Linked DNA regions of Homo sapiens: region 1 is linked to region 2. Evidence: read pairs that join two places in POLR2A ChIA-PET (ENCODE). Cell type or tissue: IMR-90. All regions are shown on one strand.

Region 1 (2,500 bases), 600 kb after region 2:
ATCCCATGCCGTGGTTATATTTTATATAGCAACTCTACTTAGTAAGGACTGGCCTGATTTTGCTTACCTCTGGGGCATGGTTTCACAGTGCCTCTTTCATTCAGTAGATGCTTATTGAGTGCCAAGGATATGTCAGATGCCACTCTAGGCACTGGGGATATTGCAGTGAGCAACAACAGACAAGAGTTGGTGAACTCATGGAGCTTACATTCTAGTGGGGGCGATAGACAATAAGGAAGATATGTAAGTATGTTAGGTGGTGGAAGTGATAAAGAGGAAAATAAAGCAGGGAAGGAAGATAGGGAGGATTCAAACCTGAAGAAGATGAGGGATTGAGGGGATAAGCCAGACAGACATTTGCAGAAGAGTCTTCTAGGCAGAGAGCACCACAGACATCAAAGCTCGGGCATGCCTCATGTGTTTGAGGACTGGTGGGCCTCCGTGGCTTGAGTGGAGTCAGCAGGGAAGAGGATCCAGCATGGAGGTCAGAGCTCAGATCTTGCAAAGCCTCATAGCCCTCTGTAAGGATATGGGCTTTCACTCTGAGCGGGAGTGTGATCTGATTAGGTTTTGAAAGGATCACCGGCTGCTGGGTAGTGAAAGACTGAAAGCAAGCCTGGGCCCAGGTCTCTCACCGTATCCTCAGGGGTGGGCCATGGGATTTGAGACCTGCATGCCATTTGGAATAAAAGGGCATGCCACCTGGACACAGCATCACCTTGCAGGATCTTTGATTTCTTTTTGCCTTTTTCTTCCTCATTTAAGGGATACATTCCTACTCAAAAAAGGGAAGGATATGTTGCAGTTATCTACCTCTTTTTTGCTAACCATTGTATGATGCGCCTGGTTTAAGGGACAGTTCCCTAATGGTTCCTATTAAGCTTTGGAGAAAGAGTAGTGGTGTGGTGGGTGTCACATACCTGGAGCTTTAGAGCCTTCTGAGAAGATAATTCGGTAAAAATACATCATTTTTTGATTGGTGTTGAAGGAAGTTGTTTTTCGTTGCACAGATTAAATTTAAATTGTTCATGAGAGCTAAAGAGCTTGAAAGCATTTCTTTGTTTTCTGATCTTTAAAAGTAGAGAAGAGTGAGCTGGCTATATAATATAGAACTTTCTCGGCTTTACTTTACCAAAGCAGTCTGATTTAAAAACTTAAAGCCAACATATTTCACATTTATAGTTTAAGATTATAAAAACTAAATATGCATTTAATTTCATAAATTTATGTACTTAATTTCATAAAATTATGTTTTTTGGAGAAAAATACTGAGGCTATAAAATCTTGGCTTGTAAGTAAATAAAATTATTTTAAATGTCAGCCAGTTTTGATGATGAGAGCTATAATTCTAATGAGTGGCAAATATTTTCTAGATATCTTTGAAATGATACTCTGGTTTCTCTTCAGACTGTATAAATCTTTCACTTTTTTTTTTTTTTTTTGAGATGGAGTTTTGCTCTTGTCGCTCAGGCTGGAGTGCAATGACTCAGTCTCAGCTCACTGCAACCTCCGCCTCCAGAGTTCGGGTGATTTTCCTGCTTCAGCTTCCTGAGTAGCTGGGACCACCACAGGCACTCGCCACCATGCCCAGCTAATTTTGTCTTTTTTTTTTTTTTTTGGACGGAGTCTCGTTCTGTTACTCAGGCTGGAGTGCAGTGGCGCGACCTTGGCTCACTGCAACCTCCGCCTCCTGGGTTCAAGCAATTCCCCTGTCTCACCCTCTCTAGTAGCTGGGACTACAGAGCTACCGTGCCCAGCCTAATTTTGTATTTTTAGTAGTGACGGGGTTTCACCATGTTGGCCAGGCTGGTCTTGAACTCCTGACCTCAGGTGATCCGCCCGCCTCGGCCTCCCAAAGTGCTAGGATTACAGGCATGAGCCACCGTGCCTGGCCAAATCTTCCACCTTTTACTAAATATCTTTGACAAGCCTTTTGACTTAGTATACTGGTAAATTAGCTTTGGTAATATTATTAACAGATTTGTAAATTTTTGGTATATCCACAAAATTCATTTGAAAAGAAGCAAAAATGAAACCTTTAAAAAAGTATAATGTACACATTCCAAATATGAAAATGTACTACTTCACCAGAGTTGTGAAGCATGTAAGACGTGGTCCATATTTAAGAACAAAGCAGACTTTTTAAAGGGACTGTCTTGTACAACATCACGCCCTTGGGCACTGAGAATATGGAATTACAGGGGTGATCCCTGTAAAAAATACTGAGTAAAATGCAATGTGTGCTAAAATGCATCTATATGTGTATAATTTAAAAGGCAGGCATTTCAGTTTAAAGTTATTTTTAGACTAGAGATTTTAGCTGTTTTCTTAAGCAGGGATTAAAAACCAATTTAACTGGGGGTTTGGGTTTGTTTTGTTTTAAGAGATGGGGTTTAGAGATGGGGCCTGGCTGTGTTGCCCACGCTGGTCTCAAGCCCCTGGCCTCAAGTGATCTTCCTGCCTTGGCCTCCCAAAGTGCTGGGATTATAGACCTGAGCCA
Region 2 (2,500 bases):
ACAGATTGCTCAAAGGAACTGTCAGCTCAGCTGCCTTGTGCTCAGAATCTCTCTAGTTAGCCAGGCCTCCTGAATCATCTGCCTTGTAAGTTTGCATAGCAGGAGGGGAGGAAGCAAGGCTTCATGTAGCCTAGTGAGTTAGGAAAAGGCCGATGGCCCAAGGAGGGTGTCCCCATCTGCCCTCTCCAAGATTCTTCCTGTTCAAATGAGGTGTTTGTAGAAGACCTAGAATAGCAGTTAGCTTTCATTCAGCAAGGCTGACTGGATGGGTGGGGGGATGGATAGGTGGGTGGGTGGGTGGGTGGGTGGGTGGGTGGGGGGATGGATGGGTGGGTGTGTGGATGAATGGGTGGGTGGCTGGATGGATGGATGGGTGGGGGGATGGGTGGGTGGCAGGATGGATGGTTGGATGGGTGGGTAAGTAGATGGGTGGATGAATGGGTGGAGTCATGACTGCACTCTTCTAGATGCTGGAGGTAAAGCAGTAAGCACTCAATAAGCACTGCTGGGATAAAAACCATTACTGTTGTTCAGTGCTAGAGGGAATTGTGAAGACGTATACACATTGGCCATTCCATCATGCCTTCCCACAAAGAAGATAAGCTTCTCTCCTTATATCCTTTCATCTTGATCCAAGCCACTCGTGCTTCCTTCCCATCCCCATGACAGGATCTACCCATCTCAAAGCCGTCACTTGCTGTATTGCCTGGGGCTGGAAACTGAGCTTCCTAGCAAGTCTCTGATGTGTGTTAGGTGTTACTGTTACCATTTCATGGATGAGCAGACTGTGGCTGGAGGAGACCAGGTACCTAAAGGGGAGGAGAATTTCAGTGTTTAATTCTTAGTTCTCTGTTCAGCCCTAGTTCTTAGTGTTCTTTGTACGGTACTCCGCACTGCTCAGCTCTCCCAGCAGAGGCAATAAAGACGTCCAAACCCATATACAGTGTGTAAAAAAGAAGATCCAGGATCTCTGGAGGCCTGGAGGAAGCCAAAGTGACCCTTTTGTACTCTGTCATGCTTCCTATAAACTGCTTCAAATTGAATCCCAACGCCAGCCTGCGATCATGTTTTCAAAATACTGCCGAGGCTTTGAAACTCTCTTTGCTACATATGATGTGCTTCCCAGGCACATAGCAGGTGCTCAGCAAAGGAGTCATGGAACTAGAGGGTTGGCCCAGTAGCTCTGATGGAGCCCCAGCTCTGGGCACTGGCGAGCATTTCCTCTCCACTTAGGCAGGGAGATGACAGCCCTCTTGCCAGCTGCAGGGGGAGGTCTTCCGTTACAGGATTAACTGGCGCCTGCACTTTTGCTGGAAACTTGTGGGAAGTGGCTGAGAGCTCTCCAGTGCTTAAGAAGTGGGTTTTGGAAAACAAACAAGATCTTGCCTACGCAGGAATAGGAATGAAGCAAAGGTTAGACATGGCTTGGGGGAGTTTTTTTCTTTTTTTTTCTTTTTTTGGTTTGACTGAATAACAGGCTAGAAGGAACTCTCAAAGTTCAAAGTGGGCCTTAGACCCTTTAAAAGTAGGTCCATAAACTTGTGTAGAGGACAGTGAGTTCTCTGTTTAGAGTAAATTTAATGACAACTATCATTTGTAAAAGGCATCATAATTTACAAAGCCCTTTCCACATGCACTGTATGTGTATATAAATACTATATGTGACCTTCCCCTTTAAGATTATTTATCCCACGATTTGAGGGCGCCTAGACAATTTTTAAAAAAAGATTTTTTTTTTAAAGATGCATGGTCTCTTCATTTTGCCTGTAGTATAGTGGAAATAACACAGGCAGGCTTCCAGTCTCTGGGCCTCAGTTTACCCAGCTGCAAAACAAGGACAATAGGAGAGATGGACCCAGGGAAGGTTTGCCTCTTACGGGCTCAAGAGCCTACTGGGAGTGCAGAGAGTGGGAGCTGAGTTGACTCTGAACATATTGGGCCATTCAAGGGTGCCCAGCACAGGTGGTGGGGACCCCAGACATCAGCGGCAGGGAGGTCCCCTTCAGATGCTGCCAGCTCAGAGGATACAGAGCTGTCTCTTCCTGAAGCCAGATGGGGAGGCTGAGGCCCACGGGCCCATGAGCAGCTGGGCTGTGTACCCATCTGCCCTCCTACACCTGGTTCTCAAGGTGATCTGCCTGTGTCCCTGTCCCCGACTGTGCTAATTCTTGAGTGTAGTCCCTGAGTGGTGAATAGGATTTCCCTCCATGAATTAGAGCAGCGGTGTGCTTTCTGCCTGAGGCTCCAGCGAGGACTCTGATCCTGTGTCCCCTCTGCTCTCTCCCCGTGTGGGGCTCTGCCTCTTCCTCTTCCTTTGTGTCCTCCTCTGTCCTCTTCCTGCCCTCATTCATCTTTTCTTTCTCTTCTTCCCTCCTCTGTAATCCCATGGAGCTGACTGGTTTTTAACTGTATTTTATGTTTCTTGTTCCTTACATCAAACATGAATTCATTAAATGGTTTCATAGTCAAGGGAGAACATCTCTAAGATTGCTTTATTTGT

Evidence for each region. Peaks named below come from ENCODE experiments on the same cell type or tissue, not always from the same donor. Only the 100,000 strongest peaks of a DNase experiment are listed, where the experiment ranks them.
Region 1: POLR2A ChIA-PET joins it to region 2 with 7 read pairs; 1 of 35 experiments calls an interaction of 5 or more read pairs at or near these places.

The regions. Positions count from the first base shown.
Region 1 is chr11:12,786,538-12,789,037 of GRCh38, forward strand. The region is part of intron 3 of TEAD1 (TEA domain transcription factor 1); the gene reads left to right. Among named protein-coding and RNA genes, the nearest start is that of TEAD1, 110 kb to the left of the region's middle. RefSeq lists enhancers at 1,141-1,648, 1,649-2,156. In IMR-90, no CTCF peak of the experiment used is centred here; a DNase peak (open chromatin) is centred at 1,504; H3K27ac peaks cover 349 bases.
Region 2 is chr11:12,184,820-12,187,319 of GRCh38, forward strand. All of the region lies in intron 3 of MICAL2 (microtubule associated monooxygenase, calponin and LIM domain containing 2), which reads left to right. Among named protein-coding and RNA genes, the nearest start is that of MIR6124, 22 kb to the left of the region's middle. In IMR-90, no CTCF peak of the experiment used is centred here; a DNase peak (open chromatin) is centred at 1,322; H3K27ac peaks cover 1,479 bases.